2 separate regions of the Mus musculus genome follow, and region 1 is linked to region 2. A link is a loop called in an ENCODE intact Hi-C map of the cell type or tissue named here. Cell type or tissue: heart. All regions are shown on one strand. Each heading gives the region's core, and the rest is flanking DNA. Links, peaks and the distances in the headings are about the cores only. Region 1 holds the start of Abcd4 (ATP-binding cassette, sub-family D (ALD), member 4). Region 2 holds the start of Ylpm1 (YLP motif containing 1).

Region 1 (9,473 bases), core at 3,375-5,874, 380 kb after region 2:
CTGCTCTCCTAAGTTGAGATCATTAATTCAATTTATTCTGTTCTGCAGAGTGGGAGATCAAGCCCAGGGCTTCACACATTGGAGGCAAGTGGCTTTCCAACAAGCCCCCCCCCTTTTTTTTTTTCAAGACAGGGTTTCTCTGTATAGCCCTGGTGTCCTGGAACTCACTCTGTACACCAGGCTAGCCTCAAACTCAGAAATCTGCCTGCCTCTGCCTCCCAAGTGCTGGGATTAAAGGCATGTGCCACCATGCCTGGCTGCCTCCTCCCTTTTAAAAAGATTTCATTGTTTTGTGCTTTTATTTCATTGTGTTGTGTATTTGGTCTAGTGGTGATGGAATCTTTATAAAATCTGGAACTGTGGAATTTGCTATACAATTTAATGTGGGGTTTTTTGTTTGTTTGTTTGTTGTTTTTTTACTTTCAGTACACTCATCACTCCCTTCCCCCTTGTTTGCCCCCTCCTCCCACCTGCCCCAAGGTTTCTTTTTGTAGCCCTGGCTATCCTGGAATTAGCTCTGTAGACCAGACTGGCCTTCTCAGTGCTGAGGGCTGGGGTTAAAGGCATGCACCGCCACCTCTCCGTCTTTTTCCTTTTTAGACCCTTGGCTTTGGTTTCTCTTCTTCCCACCATTTTCCCATTGATGCCCCACAGGCATGGTCTTATACAGACTGATTTTCTTGGCATTTCAGGGCTCTGGGTTAACTTCTGGAACCAGCACTTCCCAGGGCTTGCTCATGCCTTGCTTTGTTCTCAAAATATGGAAAGCAGAAAGCAAGGTATCCCAGGTCTGGTCTAAAATGCACACACTCCCCCTAATGGCTTCTTAAAGAAGCACACTGTTGTTTTTGTTTGTTTTATTTTCCTGCTTTGCCCCCTTGAGGAAATTCCATCTGATTGATACATTAGTGTCATTAATCTTCTCTTTGGGGCCCAGGACTGACTCAAGCTCCCAGCCAGCTGCCTGACAGGCCAGACTCATGATAACTTACTGTTAACTGATGCATTTCTGGAAAGCTGGTGTGAATCTAACGTGATAGAATATATAGAATATATATTTCTGTTTCTCTAGGAGATACAGAAATTAAAAATGAAAGTTATGAGCCCTAATAACGAATAATCCTCACTCTCTATGTGCCTTTTGCTGTGTTAATCGCCTTCCTAGGAAGAGCCTCCTTAACTCTCACCACAATGAGGAATGTCCCAACTTCTCCGCTTTGTAGATAAGAAGTTCAAAGGGACTGTGGAGCCTGGGCAAGATCACCCAGCTGAAAGGTTTCCAGACTGAGCTAAGGAAAAATGCAGGATACCCAGTACATTTGAAATGGAACATAAGCAATGCAGAATGTTTTAGGATAGCATGTCCCAAATACTGCGCACAGCATTGTATTGGAAGCCCTACCCACCTGGTCAGTGATGGAATATGGAGGAGTTCCAAGTCTCCTGATCCCCCGAGCTCACAGTGTTAGGACACTGGAGTTCTTTCATGGGATTGTTTGGTTTTTAATTACTATTACATGGGATGCATATACGTATGCACTCATGCTTCTGTGTGGATGTCTGTGGATGTAAACATGACACCATGCAAATGTGGAGGTTAAACAGCCGGCAGGAGCTGGTCTGCTCCTGTCATGTGGATGTTGTAAATCAAACTCGGATTCCGTGCTTGTCAGCTTTACTTGATGAGCCATGCCCCCTGCCATATTTGTTTGGTTTTTGAGATAGGATCTAACGATGTGGTCCCTGTAGCCTGGAACTCACTGGTTAGTGCAGGCTGGCCTCTAACTGGCAGTGATTTTCCTGCTTTGGCCTCCCAAGGGCTGGGACTAGGGAATTCTTTCCAAAGCAAGGAACCTACTTGCTCGGCGAATATCAGCTGAATGGCTTATTGCTGTTGTCACTTTTTGTGCTCCAGTGCCTTACAACCAATACCAATGCCAGGAAGTCCTGAGTGATTTCTACCATGAAGGCTGCAACTTTCAATTGTGTTTGTGTGTCCGTGTCTGGTAGGCAGTTCCTGGGTGTGCTATGTGTGGAGTGTATACACTAGCCAGTGTAGGTATACGTGGAGGCTCAAGCAGATGTCTTTCCTCTGCTGTTCCTTTCTTTTATTTGATTTATTATCATGTGTGTCTAGGTGTCTTACCTGCATGTATGTCTGTGTACCATATTTGCGAAGTGCCTATCCAGGCCAAAGAAGCCCTCAATACCCCTGAAACTGGAGTTATAGAGACAGTGATGAGCTTTCTTTAAGGTACTGGGTACCAAACCTAGGCCTCTGGAAGCCAATGTTCCTAACTGTTGAGCCATCTCTCCATCATGCTTTAAGTGATGTTTAATTTTCGATGTTTGTGTCTTGATGTATCTGGCTGGTGTTTGTTTGCTTGCTTGCTTAAAAATCAAATCTTAGAAAATCGTACCCTGAAGTATTAAGCTCTTCCCCCTGCAGAAATCTCGGTTACCATCCTCTCAGAGTTTTTTCTGGACCTTCTGTTTCTGTGTCCTAAGTTGGCTGTCCCTCTCTATCATTCCGAAACATTGTTTTCCATTCTGGGGAGCAGAGTGAGGGTAGAATTTTGGTCCTTCCTTCTGCTAAGGGATATTTGACAGCATGGTTTTATTGGCTGGGTTAAGGACAGCTGCTCTGCTGGCATCTTCCAGCTGCTCAGTCCTGAGACATTGCTCAGTCTCCTACAACTCACCCTACAAAGGCCAGGCCCAACAGGCGCAACAGTCATTAGTGTTGAAGTTGGGGAAGCCTATTTGCTTTGTTTGTTTGGTATCTTTGTCATGGACACGAAGCTTTGTAAAGATAACTGAGCTTGCCACTAAGCAAGTCTAAAAGGCTCTGAAAACAACTGGTAATTGTTACTTTGTTGACTTGTTGAGTGTTTGTTCCAGAGTTGACCTTAAGGATCAAGAGCTAGGAAGATACATTTAGATGCAAATGTGAAATGCCATTATTGTTTCCTTGAATCTCTCATTGGGCACTTTAGTCAGTCTATAAGCATTTCATACATTTCTCGTTTAAGGATCGCAGCACTTGGAGGCAGAGGCAGGTGGATCTCTGAGATCCTGGCTAGCCTGGTGTAGAGAGCGAGTTTCAGGACAGCCAGGGCTACACAGTGGAACACTGTTTCGGGAAGAAAAAACAAAAACAAAAACAGAATAAACCAAAAGAACCAAAACAGCTGCAATCTAAACCAAACCAAACCAGAAACCCACTATAAATCAGTAGTGTTGAAAACTGCAAATGTAAAGTGAGGATCCTCTACCCTTTTTTTTTTTTTTTCCCCTTGAGGCAGGTCTCCTGTTGTCCAGGCTAATCATGAACTCAGCGCTTTCTATGTATCTGAGGCATATCTGGAACTCTTGATCCTCCTGCTCTACTGCCTCAGGTCCAGAATTACAGGGTTGAGCTGCCATATATGTCTGGAAAACTGATTTATATGTTTATTTCTGTAGTGCTGGGGCCTTATGTATGACACGCAAGTCGTTTACCACTAAGTCACATCTACCCGACTTAAATGATCATGCTGGGGCTGGTGAGATGGCTCAGTGGGTAAGAGTACCCGACTGCTTTTCCAAAGGTCCAGAGTTCAAATCCCAGCAACCACATGGTGGCTCACAACCATCCGTAACTAGATCTGACGCCCTCTTCTGGTGTGTCTGAAGACAGCTACAGTGTACTTACATATAATAAATACATCTTTAAAAAAAAAAAAAGTCACGCTGGCCAGGCATGATGGCGCATGCCTTTAATCCCAGCACTTGGGAGACAGAGGCAGGCGGATTTCTGAGTTCGAGGCCAGCCTGGTCTACAAAGTGAGTTCCAGGACAGCCAAGGCTACACAGAGAAACCCCGTTTCGAAAAACAAACAAAAAACAAACAAACAAAATCACGCTGGGGAGAGATGGGACGTCCTGGAGAGATGGCTCTGTGGTTACAAGCACTGGCTGCTCTTTCAGAAGCCCTGGGTCTGTAACTAGAGTTCCAGGGACTCCAATGCCCTCTTCTGGACTCTGCAGGCACCAGGCACTCACGTGGTACTCATACATGCAGGCAAAACATTCCTATACATAAAATACATTTTCAAGAAAATCTTGTAAATCGTGCTGGGACCAGGGAGCCAGCTCACCCGATGAAGGCTTTTCTCGCCAATCCTGACAACCTGAGTTGGCTCCTCGGGAGCCCTCATGATGGAAGGAGAAAATTGACTCCTCAAAGTTGTTCTCTGACACTTACGCCCTGGTTCACAGTTCGCGTGAACACACACATAGCTCACTAAATAAATATGTATTTTTTAAATTAATTAATTTTTTAAAAAACAGATCACGCTGTCTTCTCTGGGAGAAAGTTACACTCGGAACTACCAGTTGGCAAAAGAAACCTCCCAGCCCCACAGGGGACGCTCTGGCCACCCGGCCAGCTCTATAACCTCTTGCTACTCTCTTGTTCTTCAGGAAAGGCTGCGCTTCCGGGAACGGCCACAGCGCCGGAGCCGTCTTCTCTATCTAGCGCGTCTCTGTGGTCGCCAGAGTCCCACCCCTTTCCTCCTAGGGCGGGGCCCCGAGCTCTGAGGACTCTGCCCGGGGAGGACACCGGGCTTGCTCGGTCGCCTCGTCGCTTGCATCCCGGGTCATGGCGGTCCCGGGACCCACGGCCCGAGCTGGTGCCAGGTGAGCAGGGCTAGTGAGGACGGCCGGGTTGTCAGGGACGCACTGCCTGGGCAGTGGGGAAGGGGCTGCTCCCCTGCGGGTCCTTCCTTGCAACTTTCCTTCAGTTTGGGCTATTTGGAACCCTGGCTGCACAGAATGGAGTTGACGCTGCCTCACTCTAGGTACTGCGGACCCCCCTCTTTTGGCATCTTCCTCCCTTAGTTTTCGTTCTCAATTCCGATCTGCTCTTGGCACACCCTCCTTTGCATTAATTTTTTTCAGACCCTCTTACTTAAATTATCCTGTTACCTTAAAATATATGTTGACTTTGGATTCATGAATCATGTTGTGATTTTTTAAAAGAGAGAAGTTTTTAAACTGAGCATTGGGTTTTTTAGGTCATCCATGCTATATGACTTTTCACTCCTGAATGGTGCTCAGCGTCACCCTGGATAGATTCTATTTCCCTAGTAAAGGATGCCTGGATTACTTCCAGTATTTCAAGCACCACAAAGTACACCGTAATGAATATCCTGGCAATTGTCTCTTGATAGATAGATACTGATGGTTTCTCTTTAAGTTATCCACCTCAGGATAGAATGCTGAGCCATACTTAATTCTATAATGTTTTGGGGTGGTCGCGTCCAATTTATAGTTCCTGACAGCAATATATAAAGGTTCTAGTGTCCCTTATAACCATCCCCATATTTGGTATTGTTTAGTTTATTTTTCCTAATATGTATCTAAATGATGTATGTAAGATGGTATTTTTTAAAGGTTTATTTATTTATAATATGTAAGTACACTGTAGCTGTCTTCAGACACCTCAGAAAAGGGCAGATATCATTACCGAATGGTTATGAGCCACCATGTGGTTGCTGGGATTTGAACTCAGGACCTTCAGAAGAACAGTCAGTGCTCTTAACTGCTGAGTCATCCCTCCAGCCCTGTAAGATGGTATCCTATTGTAATAACTTTATTTTTATTTTATTGGGGGGGGGCGCATGCACATGCACGTGTGATATGTGTGCCATGACACAGGAATGGAGATCAGGGAACAGGTTTTGGAGTTGGTTTTTTCCGCAGTGGGATCTGGGGCTGGAATTCAGATCTTGGCGACAAACACTTGGACCTTTTGCTGGCTGAGCCATCTTGTCAACTACACTGTGCTAACTTAGTACATTTATTAGGCTCGTGGATTGTCCCTTTCATAGACTGCCTGCTTATATCCTCTCCTCACTTTCCTATGAAATATCCTGATGTGCTGGGTACATCACGTGTTGGCGCACGCCTTTAAGTCCAACACATGGGAGGCAGATGGCAGTCAGATCTCTGTGAGTCTGAGGCCAGCCTGGTCTACAGAGCAAGTTCCAGGACAGTCAAGGCTACACAGAGACACTGTGTCTTAAAAGACCAAGAAAGAAAGAAACACCTTGACATGCGGAGATTCCTTGCATGTTCCAGCTTGTAACTCCTTATCAATTTCATTCTGCAAATACCTTCTCTCATCTCACCAAAGTCTGTGGTACTGTGTTAAATAAAATACGTAAGTCTAAATCAAGCCCACCAGTTTTACCCTGTATAGTTTGTAGGTTTGGGGTCTTATTTGAGAAATGTCTTCCTACTTTATTCATCATTATTAAGGTATCTTCACTAATTTATTTATTTATTTATTTTTTTACATTTGCTTCTGGTAGGTTAGTAATATACTTTTTCCCACAAGCATTCTGTATTCTACCATCTTCAGCATTCATAAGTCTTTTGTTTGTGTGTGCAAAGCCTGGACCCTATGAATAATAGTAAGGCTAAGCTCACTACCTTCTGTAAGGCTCAGCTATCCTCTGTCCTGACTTCTGCAGGCCCAGATTAGATCTGCAACTTGTCCAGAGGTTCGTGAGGATACAGAAGGTTTTCTTTCCTTCTTGGTCATCACAGAATGTCTTAATGTTCATGACGCTCTTGTGCGTGACCCTCCTGGGTGAGTGAATGGGCTTTGGGCAATAGGGAAGAACCGGGCTTTGGGGTTCCTTTCCCTGTCTCTAACAGGAGGGAGTGTCTTCCTTTCCCCTTTGACTTCCGCCTCCTCTCCCTCCCCACAGAGCAACTGGTGATCTACCAAGTTGGCTTGATCCCCAGTCAGTATTATGGAGTCTTGGGAAACAAAGACCTGGATGGATTTAAGGCACTGACCTTGCTGGCCGTGACACTTATTGTCCTCAACTCCACCGTAAGGACTCTCCTTTCCCCTGTGGCCCCCTTTCTCCAGTCTAGTAGGATACCTGGCGGGACTGAGTGTTCAGGAAGCAGGGACCGAGCTCTGGGTCTTTTTCTGCCCCTTTCTGGGAATTAGAGCCATGTTTCCCCTGAAGGTCAGGTCCCGAGGCAGGGCCTTGATCTTACTATTGGCTTTGTTGGGATAAACTTTCTGGTTTAACGTTCAGTAGAAACAGGCAAGGTCCCTTCCTCTCCCAGAACTCTCACTTCAGGGAGCTCAGAACACTTTCACACCAGGATCCGCAGCCAGAGAGCTCTTACTTCTCTGGCAGCTGAGCTGTGACTCAGCCTGGAGTCACACCTCCCGCCCTCTCGCCTGTTTCCTCTTGTCCAGTAGCGCCTTCCACTACTCGAGTTGGCAACAGCCTCCTTTTTTTTCAAGATACCTTCATTGGCACCTCTCTTGAGTCCTCCTTAATTTCCTTTGTGTTTCCTCCATCAAATTCAAGCCTTTCTCTGTGGGTACTTGCTCCTCAGGGAGACAGCTGTCGCACCCCTTACACCTTTGCTACCAGCTGCTCATTGGCTGGATTGTGAACGCCTTGTCCTTTCCCTTGTGCTTAGCATGATGGCTCTTCAGAAAATGGCAGGTGATGAGGCAGGGCTCTACCAAGACCCAGCCTGATGTCCTCTCTCAGGCCTGCCTGGCAGTTTCTTGGGGATTGCCCTTTCGTGTCGTAATGTGTGCTAGGGTTCCCTGTCCCCAGCAGCTCCCCTGCACTCAGTATGAGATGTTCATTGCAGGAAAGGACTTGAGGCGTTTGCTTTCTGTAAGCTCTTTGAGATTGTTGAAGGAATAGGCACGTGAACAAATGGGGAAAGTGCGGTCACGTGATCCAAAGCCTTAAAAGGAAAGTGCGCTGACGTGATCACTGTGGATTCAGCCCCTTCAGCAGAAGCTCCTGCCAGCTCTGAGTTTCGAACCCAGACTCGCAGGAAGCCATCTCTTCCTCCTCTCCCTCTCCCCTGCCTCCCTCATGCACAGCTGAAGAGCTTTGACCAGTTCACCTGCAACCTGCTGTACGTGAGCTGGAGGAAGGACCTCACGGAGCACCTGCACCACCTGTACTTCCGGGCCCGCGTGTACTACACCCTCAACGTGCTGCGGGACGACATTGATAATCCGTAGGCATCCCTCTCCGTCCCTGCTGCCTCCCTCCTGGGCTCCCCATCCAAGCAGCTTAGGCCCCCCGCACTCCCGACCACACTCTTCTGCAGGAGGCCAGTGTTGCTGCTCTGAGCTGTGAAGGGAGGGTGTTCTGAGAGACCGTGGAGCTAGAGAGACTGGGGAGCTAGAGGGAAACGGCTGGGAGTAGTTCTCTTTAGTCCATTTCCTGTCTTGAGTTGAGATGAGGCAAATGAAGAGAGCATCCTTGCCAGGTAACAGCTTCTTGGCTGTGCAGCAGAGAAGAAAATGAAAATTGCTATTGCTGTCTGGGATTCAGATCCCTGCCTCTAGCTCATTCAGTAAGCCCCAACACATCTTCTGTACAATGAAGACCATAAGAGTTCCTGCCTCAAAGGATGTAGTGAGGATGAAACACTGTCCCTGTCGGGCACAGTGTAGTGACATTAGCTTTGTGGTCAGCTGCCATTTTAGAGGGGAGGGATTGCAAGCAGCCTGTCTGAGGGAGGCCCTGGTGCTGAGGTGGGACTTGAGGGATCTCTCCTTCACATTTAGGCCTCCCCTTCCTGCTCATCACAGCACAGCAGCTACTTTGTTGCCTGCCTGTGGTAACTTTTCAGCTCAAGCATAGTTTCCCAGTGAAAGTCCTTAGAAGATGGCTTTTTCATTATGACTCGGCCCTGGTGAAACTTTCACCACCAGACCCTGACCTGGAGGAGTCTCGGGTCCATAGGGAGGTGGGGGTTGAGATTAAGGAGACCGTGTCCCTGACCATCCAGAAAGACAGCTCTACCCTCTGTTTTTCCTTTGGCTCTGTGCAGAGCTGACTCAGGCCCTTGGGTCTTCTGGTGTTTACCCCTGCCCCACCCCCTGTAGGGTAAATTGAGACAATTCTCTAGATTCCTGGTTGGAGCCTAAGGCCTATTTGTCTGGGTCCACCTAAGTCAAGATTAGAAGTGGAAGTCCCCGGCTCACTGGGCTCAGCACCTCTGTGTCGTTGGCTCTAGGGACCAGCGAATCAGCCAGGATGTGGAGCGATTCTGCCGCCAGCTCAGCAGCGTGACCAGCAAGCTGATCATTTCCCCCTTCACTCTTACCTACTACACTTACCAGTGCTTCCAAAGGTGCAGCCTCTCCCTCCAGGGGCCCTCCACCCCAGCCTGCTGTTTACCCAGAGTCTCCCACATAGAGGGCAGGTCAGGGTCCAAGGGAGGCTCATCTTTACCACCTGCACCCCAGGGAGCCTTCTAGTTCACGTGCTCATGACCCTGCCCCCTCTCTGGTCTTGTGATACATCACTGTCACGGATCCTGACTTTAGCCAGGTGTCAGATGTCACTGTCACTCATCCCGAATTGAACTGAACTGGTGAGGCAGAAATAAGGGTTCCAAAGCTACGTCTGTGGCACTCCACA
Region 2 (9,473 bases), core at 3,643-6,142:
CTATTTACGCCGGGCAGTGGTGGCGCACGCCTTTAATCCCAGCACTTGGGAGGCAGAGGCAGGCAGATTTCTGAGTTCGAGGCCAGCCTGGTCTACAAAGTGAGTTCCAGGACAGCCAGGGCTACACAGAGAAACACTATCTCGAAAAAAACCAAAAAAAAAAAAAAAAAGAATCTTCTATTTATCTTATCCCATGTTGGATCTTAATTTGAACAAACCAACAAAATATTACTGAGACAATTGGAGGATTTAATAAGGAATTCCTCTGAATTCTGATAACAGGAGACAAGAGGGAAATCTAAAGAGACTAAGCATTAGATAATACAAAGACTTAAGCTTTTATAATGTACTCAGTCTAAAAAAGATCTTGACTCAGCATGGTGGTGCATGCCTTTTAGGTAAACAGAGGCAGACAGATCTCTGTAAGCTGGAGACCAACCTAGTTTACATAGCAAGTTCTAGCTGCCAGTGCTACATACTGAGGCTGCAGTTTTTTTGTTTGTTTGTTTTTTGTTTTGTTTTTTGTTTTTTTGTTTTTTCGAGACAGGGTTTCTCTGTGTAGCCCTGGCTGTCCTGGAACTCACTTTGTAGACCAGGCTGGCCTCAAACTTAGAAATCTGCCTGCCTCTGCCTCCCGAGTGCTGGGATTAAAGGCGTGCACCACCATGCCCGGCTCTGCGTTTTATTTTTTAAGACATGAAAGGTCACTCCCACCCTCGTTCTTTTCTTTCTTTTTAAAACTAGGTAACTGAGGCTCTAGAGATGGCTTAGCAGTTAAGTTACTTGTTGCAAAGACCAAGACATCTGAGAGAGCCTGACAACCACAGGCTGTCCTCTGACTTCCATATGTACACAGTGGCACTTGCACCCCACCCACCCCTGCCACTCACACCCAGTAAATGATAAAATGTAATAGAAAAAAATGCTTTTAAGAAAACCAACTAAGAACCTAATTAAGAATGTAGAACACTGGAGAGGAGGATGTAGCTTTGCAGACTACTTAACTAGCACGCACAAGGCCTTGTGGCTTGATTCCAGTACAAAAAAGGGGAAAAACCCCAAAACATATAGGGGACTTCCGGGATAACATTTGAAATGTAAATGAAGAAAATATCTAATAAAAAAATGAAAAAAAAAAAACATGAGTGAAGGACAGAAGATGTAAGATTTGCTTTAAAATATTTAAAATTATGTTCATGATATTTTCTCTACTTAATGCTTAAATCTTTCACCATACATTTTTTAATACAATACCCTGAACACCAACTAGCTCCCAGAAGTTGTCCTCCCACCTCCTGACCTCCATATGCACACTGAGCCATGTCATGTACATGTGCAGCAGGCCCACACTCCCATCATATATAATAATAAATTTAATAACATTTTCCAAATCTAAAATATGAATGAAAACATACAGAAGGATATACAATGTTTATCATCTAGTAAAGCAAGTACCTTAGGTGTAAAGAATGATAACTCTTGAATCTTACACAACAAATCTTTATAGTGGTTCTACAACTTGCAAGGCACTGTCCTAGGTGCTGCAGAGCATTAAGAAGACAAACATCACCAAATCACATGAGTGATTTGCATGTATGGCTCATGGAGACTGAATTTTGAGATGTGCTTTGAAAGTATTCCATTTAAAGGTGAGAGAGAAGTTAAGGACATTGGGATAAACTCCATAAAGTTAAAAATAAAGGGCATGCAAAGCCCCATTTCATTTCCTCCTTCTGTATTCCCAGCTGGCTTTGAATTCCAGTAGCATCTGGATGGCCTTGAACTCCCGATCTCCTGCCTCTGCCACCAGTGCTAGGGACTGCAGGTGTTTGTATCACGATGCCCAGTTTATGCAGTGCTAGGAATATAATCCAGGGCTTTGGGGATACTAAGCAAGCACTCCACCAATGAGCTCTATAGTCATGGGCAAGGCTCTTCTTGATCTGGTGTACACCCAGACCCCAAGCTTCACCCTGCTGTTACTTTCTATCTTTCAGCAAGAATCAAAAGCACTACATGTTCAAAACACTGAAAGAAGTTCATTTCAGATGAGGCAGAAAAACAAAAGCAGTATTTGTTCCTAGTGAGTACTTATATTAAGATAGTCTGGTATGCACATTCTTCTTTTTAAAAGCCAAAGCTGAGGGTGTAGCTGAATGATAGAGCACTTGACTAGCATACCCAAGGCACCAAGTTCAATCCCAAGCACAACAAGTCAACTATGTAACTCATGTGTTTCTCTACATGCCCAGAAAAAGTCAGACTGAGGTCATAGTTTAGCTTGAAGGAACTGGGCAACTGGAGGAAATAATCCTCATGAGCTGATGTAACTTTGGTATAAGACAGCAAAATCACTTATTCTACCGTCCTGTGAGTGTCTCCTGTGCAGACCCTGCTTCTCTTAAATACTGAACTACAATAATAAACAATTACCTTTTGGAATCTTATACATTACCCTGAGCTTGAATATCATAAGATTCTTAGTGAATTTAAGGTAGATGAGGTCAAATAGTCACAATAGATGATCTATTCCTACTTATTTATTTTTGATACAGGGTCTCACTATGTAGCCCAGGCTGGCTTCAAACTCTCCCATCCTCTGGCTTCTGTTGACCAAATACTGGATGGAGGCACAGGTTTCCATGCCCAACTTCTATGTTCCTGCAACCCTGTCATCCTCTTACTGGTCTGTGGAATGCAACATCTTCAAAACAGATTGTCAAAAAGTTTTGGGATGGCTCTCACAGGAGCAGCCATCACAAAACTTTCTTTTCAAAACCTCAGCCAAATTCCAAGGCTATTATTTTCAAGTAAATGGTAATAATAATGAAATGTAGCAAATTCACCATGCGGCAAAATTATCCTTAGGAGATGGTTTTGAAATATAACAACAGATTCTCCAAGGATCAAGTCTCTAGAGGCCTATGGAGTCCACATGAACTCACAACATCAGTTAGGATGTCATGATGAGACTTCCATCTTTTATGTGCTGAGAACCCACTTCTGGAAACAGACAGCTATCTCTGGCCCCTGCATATTTTGCTGGTCCTAAGAAATTAACTGGTCAATATTTACATGTATTTAAACATCAGTCCTTTAAGAATTTTCTTTTATACTGCCTCCCCATGAAAATCTTAGTTTAAAAAAAAATTAAAACAAAGCTCTGTGCAACAATAAATACTGAATGCTGGTCAAAGAAAACTAAGGCATACATTTGAGAAATAAATCTAGTGCCAACCTACTACAACTTCAAGTGCCTAGTCTTATCTTTACTCTTCTTTTGGTAATCTATGGTCAATTTAAAACCTGGCTTTCAGGGCTGACTCTTAGGGGATCTTTGGAGTATGAATGGGCTAGTCGTTGGCTGTTGGAATTACGATAGGCATTAGCTGGTTAAAGCCCAAGACCTGCTCACGTAAAGCCTAAATGAAAGATGTGACACAGTGCTTACCTGTGGAGTCATTGTAGAGGGATCTGGTTCAGGAGCAGCTTGCTTCTGTTCAGCAGTCTTGTTCTTGGCCCCACTCTCCAAAGGCTCTTGCTGGATAGCTGTTTTATTCCCAGAAGGGATGGACGGTGGTGGTGGTAGCTGGGGTTTAGAAGGGCCCTGGGAGGAGCGGGAAGGAGAGGCCTGAGAAGGGGGTAAGTAGGGCTGGGAATGGCTCAAATATGATTGTGAGGAGGACGAGGAAGAATAAGAAGGAGTGGGCGCCAGATAGGACTGGGAAGGTGGAGACTGTGAAGGGGATGGCTGAGCAGGAGGCAGGTAGGGCTGAGCGGAGGAAGGGGGATAGTACGAGGGTGGTGGCTGAGGTGGAGGCATGTACGACTGGGATGGGGGCATGTAGGATCCTGGAGGTACAGGGGGAGATTCAGGAGGGGACTCCAGCTCCATTGGAACCAAACCCGGAGGCCCATCTCGTTGGTGGTGGATCATCTGGTGTTTGTACTGCTGCTGCTTCTGATAACTGAGGGCTGGTCCAGGTGGCGGGGGCATCGGTGGCGGAGGCGGCTGCCAGTCTCCGTAGCCGCCCCCGGGCATCACCGGCGGGGGTGGCAGCGGGGGCGGAGGAAGATGGTGGGGTTGGAGCACGCACTGCATTTGCTTCTGGTGCATCTGCTGCAGCTGCTGGAGCTGCGCCAAGTGTTGCTCTCGGAAGCTCATGAAGCCTGAAGAGGAAGGGGCCGCGGGAGCCGTCGAACTGGAGTACCCGGGCCCCGGCGAGGCCTCGGGAAGCGCCACCGGTGGCGGCGGCGGCGGCACCGGCGGCGGCGGATAGTGGCTGCTCCCGCCATACCGGCCCCAATTCGGATACATATAGGAAACGAAGGCGCGGGGCTCGTCCCGGCGCCGTTACTCGTCGCAACCGACCTCCAGGAGCCGCGGCGGTGACGGCGACAGCCGGAACTCGCGGTGCCTTACAGGCCGCGGAGCGTGTGAACGGAGCGCGCCAGTGCGCCGGCGCTACGGAGCTGGGCCCGCGGTCGGGAAGGCGGGGACCGTGCTGAGGCAACTACGCATGCGCAGTACCATCGAGCGGAGAACAAAGGCCAGATAGAGGGAACCTTGGCGCAGGTACTCGCTGTTGCCGCCTTCCTTCGGGTTCGGAAAATGTAGGCGGTAATAGAATGTTGTCATAGAACCAAGAAAACCATAGAGTCTCACAGCCGAAAGGAGTGATAGAGATCCTAACGCCCTATGGGTTTAGTTTTGAATGGGGGGGTGGGGAGGGGGGAGGAAAGATTCCATTCACAGTAGCAACAAGAACATAAAACAAGTAATAACTCTACTAAGAAAAATCTAGACATTATATGAAGAAAACTGCAGAATCCTACCTGAGAATAAAAATTAAACTTGAACTCACGAAGAGGCTTACCATAGTCCTAAGTAAAAAAGAGGGAGCTTTGTAAAAATGACAGTTCTTCCAAGTTAAACTGATTTAACTCAGTCAACCCACAGCCTGACAGGGGACAATGATAGGAAGAATGAAAAATGGATTCTGGAGAAGGAAAGTGAAAATGGCCCTGATTCTTTCCTACAGGTACTGTAAAAGGAATTGAATTGTTTAGATTGGTTTCCTCCCCACCCACCACCCACCCCACCACCCTTAAAATTTTTTTGCTTTTTCAAGACAGGGTTTTTCTGTATGAACCCCCTGGCTGTCCTGGAACTCGCTTTGTGACCAGGCTGGCCTTGAACTCACAGAGATCTTCCTGCCTCTGCCTTCCAAGTACCATCAAACCCAGGTTTTAACTCGGACGATGTCCCTGTTGGAGAATCCTTAAACCTAAGAAAAGTCAGCCGGGCATGGTGGTGAACGCCTTTAATCCCGCACTCGGGAGGCAGAGGCAGGCAGATTTCTGATTTCGAGGCTAGCCTGGCCTACAAAGTGAGTTCCAGGACAGCCAGTGCTATACAGAGAAACCCTGTCTCGAAAACCCAAAAAAAAAAAAAAAAAAAAAAAAAAAAAAAAACCTAAGAAAAGTCAGAGAAGGGTAACTTAAAAGCTGATTTCCTGAACCCTAGCAGCAAAATATTAAAGACTTCCATTGGTTTGGGTGATTACTGAACATCAGAAGTAGTACACTGAATTCTGGGAAAGGAAGGACAGAAGGAAGGAAAGAAGGAAGGAAGGGGAGAGAAAAACCATGCTTAATTTGAAGACTCTTAACTGTATCAGCATGTCAATTTGAAGATGTGACCTTGCTCTTTTTTCCTAGCAACCAGATCATTACCTGTCTTGGGTAACTATGAGTAGTAGATGCGGGGCTAGGGATTCCTTCTTTCAGTGTCTTATTGAAGCAGCATAGAAATACATAAAATTGCATGTCATAAGTTGTATTAGTTAGGGTTTTTCTGCTGTGAACAGACACCATGACCAAGGCAACTCTTATAAAAAAACATTTAACTGGGGCTGGGTTACAGGTTCAGAGGCTAACATCCAGGCAGGTATGGTACAGGAAGAGCTGAGAGTTCAACATCTTCATCTGAAGGCTGCTAGCAGAATACTGACTTCTAGGCAGCTAGAAAGAGGATCTTAAACACCTTCTCCAACAAGGTCACACCTCCACCAACTGGGCCACACCTACTCCAACAGGGCCACACCTTCTAATAGTGCCACTCCCTAGGCCGAGCATATACAAACTGTGGGAAGCCACATGTGCCGTTGCAGAGTGGCACTGACTACTGCTGGCCACCACGCATAAGTTTGGACAAACAACCAATGTGTACATATGCAGTAAAGTTTTTTGCAAAAACACTGCCTGGCCCGGGCATGATAATTAGGCTTTGAGAGTATAACCAATCAGATGTGAGACATGCAAATGAGGTATGATAATGAGGCTCTGTGAGGTACAGAGAGAGAGAGTAGCCAATCAGATGAGGAACATGCAAATGAGGCATAGTGCATAACCAATCCGGGTGTGAGACACGCCTCTCCTAGGCCTATATAAGCAGCACCAGTTCTGGGCTCAGGGTCTCTTCGCCTCTGCAATCAAGCTCTCCCAATAAACGTGTGCAGAAGGATCCTGTTGCAGCGTCGTTCTTGCTGGTCGAGTCCGGCGCGCGCAAGACAAACCATCACACAAGTATAAAACATAATGAGTTTTCACAACCCAAGCATATTTGTCCCAGATCAAGAAAGAGCCATGTGTTATCTGATGGAACTTGTCCCAAAGGGAAACAATACACATCTACTCAGCACAGAGAGGGAGCCCACAAGAGACCAAAGTGTGGATACCACCAAAGTCCAATCAAATGAGTTTTATTAGAGTTACTTAAAGAAATATGGTTAAGGAATATCAAGAGCAGAAATGGCTCAAAGACACCTGTATCACCAAAGCCCACCCAGCATGGGTGACAGCTCCCCAAAGCTGGAAACCTAGAGCCTACTGCACAGCCTGGAGAGTGTCAACCTCCAACACGTTTATACCTCTTCCAGACATTTTAGCTGGTTTCTGCTTCTTTCAGGCTTCTTCTTTTGTCTAAGAGTCTTCTTTGTGGCCAGGCTTATCTAGGCTTGTCTGAGAGTGACTCTAGGAAGTCTTCCTGTTTACTCTTGGGAGGGAGGAGCCTAGTGAACCTGGTCAGTTTCAGGGACTTCCTGAAGCTATTTTGTGTAGTTTACCTTCTGTCTGAAAGAGTTTCCTGAGAGATGGAATGTTTCAATCTCATCTGTTCAATGCCCAACAGCTTGGGATGTACTTTAGTTGGTAGAGTGCTTATCTACTGGGTTCAGTTCCTCAGCATTACATAAAACTGGGTGTGGTGGCACACAACTATAGTCCTTTCCCAGGAGTCTTGAAGTGGGAGTAAAAGGATCAGAAGTCCGAGGTCATCCTCTGTTAAATGTCCAAGGAGAGACTGGGAGCCTGCCCTGCCCTTTTTCTTTGCTTTTTGGCTGACACAATGAACAGGTCTCCTATGCCACGTAGTTATAATTTTTACATTGTTATAAAATTTATAGATCGATACAAGTTTAAGGTTTTTATTGATGTGGATTTCTTACATTGATACAAAATTTGAAATTAATATTGTTCCCCTTAGATAGGCATTGTGCCTATGCAAATCATTTAGGAATACAAGGCTTTGACCCAGTCCTTCTAATAGCTGCTGTTACAAACTGTTTAGGATGATTAAGTAACACAAGTTAAGGGCCAGATAATAAACTCATGGTTGGGGTTGGTGAGATGGCTCAGTGGGTAAGAGCACCCGACTGCTCTTCCAAAGGTCAGGAGTTCAAATCCTAGCAACCACATGGTGGCTCACAACCATCCGTAACGAGATCTGACTCCTTCTTCTGGAGTGTCTGAAGACAGCTACAGTGTACTTACATATAATAAATAAATAAATCTTTAAAAAAAATAAATAAACTCATGGTTATGTTAGATTCAGATCTAATTATAATAGAGTGTTTCCATGTACGCAAATAGAAATGGCTAAGAGTAATTGAGGTTAACAGTTCAGAGATATTTTACATAGTTAGTCTTCAAAAATATCAGAAATCAACAGAATATGACATTTAATCATTTCATTATTTTTAGAAAATTTGACTAGAGACATGTCTGCTCCTGACAGCTCCCCCCTCATGGCTCCAAGAAGATATTGAGCAGCAGCTTTACCTTCAGGCAAGGTTACTTATCATGGCAAGGTAGCCCCTTGGCAGGAATTGTCTATATCATCTGCAGACAAAATACTGTCCAAAATGGACAAACAGATATGGGATAGTTGACTGCTAAGCTCTGCCAAGACAGAGAGTAAGCTAGTCCTTTTTATTTCCTGCTTCACATAAGGTCTGACAGATGGTTCTGGGTCAGAAGGCTGAAGATAGATTCTCTAATGTTATAAGAAATTAGGGGATGTCCAGGTAGTCAGCTGTCTCTACAATTCATTTAAGTTTTAAAAAGCTATGTTTGTGCTTCCTATATACTCAGGTAGTATTTAATTTGTTCTCAGATTTCTGACAGGGTTGAAGACTAGTTATAGTCTCATAAGCAAATTTAAGTTGTTTAGCATTGAGAGATATGATACAGAGTTGAAAGGATGTTTTTCAGATAGTAATGCAAGCTAAAATCAGAACATAACTCTGATGTAGAATTGTAAGCCCTTTAGTTAAGATCGGTGGTAGAGTACTTTAATTGACAAATTGATGGACTAGATGTTAATTGCACATCACACTTTATAACTTACATAATTGTTATGGTTATGCTCCATTTATATCTGAGAGAAGAGACTTTTAACTGGATTAAAAGGGGGAAATGTGGGTTGCCCTGGTGCTGTTTTTATTTTTGATGTTAATTCTGCTTCCATAAGAGGGGTTGCCCCTGATGAGGAGTGGATGACGCACTCAGGTGATCTCATGGAAACTTCTCCCTATTCTGTCTGGTCAAATAAAGGCTAGAGGCGATGATAGGGCAATGGAGGGGAAAGGTGGGATGGGAGGTCGCAGAGAATGGAAGAAGAAGAGGTGGAAGGAAAATGGAGGAGAACCACATGGCCTGTAGAAGCCAAAGAACAAGGAATCTCATAGCTGGGGAATAGATTAGTATAGTGATAGATCTGCTCAATCTAGGCATATAGCTTATAAATATAAAAACTGGGTTGTGTGGTTTTTATACGGGCTTATTGGGGTAAGAAATTACCATAATATCACACTCTTGACATACAGTGCTGCCACAGGCCCAAAGCAACAGTGTCTCTGGGCAGAAACCTCTGAAACTCTGAGTCAAAATAAATCTTTGTTAACGCTGTAAATATATGTGTGTGTGTGTGTGTGTGTGTGTGTGTGTGTGTGTGTATTTTGAGATGAAACAGAGTTTCTTTATTAGCCCTTGTTGTCCTGGAACTTGCTTTGTAGATCAAGCTGGCTTTAAACTCAGAGATCTGTCTGCCTCATAATTGTCCCTGGAATTCGGGTATTAAAGGTGTGGGCTACCACTGTCCAGCTGAATTGATTTATCTTTAGGATTTGTCA

What was found. Hi-C counts contacts between places; a loop is a spot of excess contacts. Peaks named below come from ENCODE experiments on the same cell type or tissue, not always from the same donor. Only the 100,000 strongest peaks of a DNase experiment are listed, where the experiment ranks them.
Region 1: a loop joins it to region 2, with 2.9 times the contacts of the local background. A loop is called at or near these places in 3 of 42 quality-filtered maps.

What each region holds. Positions count from the first base shown.
Region 1 is chr12:84,612,490-84,621,962 of GRCm38, reverse strand. Abcd4 (ATP-binding cassette, sub-family D (ALD), member 4) reads left to right here and starts at 4,497. Exons shown (of 19, transcript NM_008992.2): 1 at 4,497-4,680; 2 at 6,519-6,637; 3 at 6,759-6,886; 4 at 7,919-8,058; 5 at 9,067-9,183. The coding sequence starts at 4,643. In heart, for the core only: a CTCF peak has its summit at 4,425; a DNase peak (open chromatin) is centred at 4,522; H3K4me3 peaks cover 1,444 bases; H3K27ac peaks cover 1,271 bases.
Region 2 is chr12:84,991,335-85,000,807 of GRCm38, reverse strand. Ylpm1 (YLP motif containing 1) reads right to left here and starts at 4,487. Exons shown (of 21, transcript NM_178363.4): 1 at 3,452-4,487. The coding sequence starts at 4,318. In heart, for the core only: a CTCF peak has its summit at 4,582; a DNase peak (open chromatin) is centred at 4,527; H3K4me3 peaks cover 1,561 bases; H3K27ac peaks cover 1,646 bases.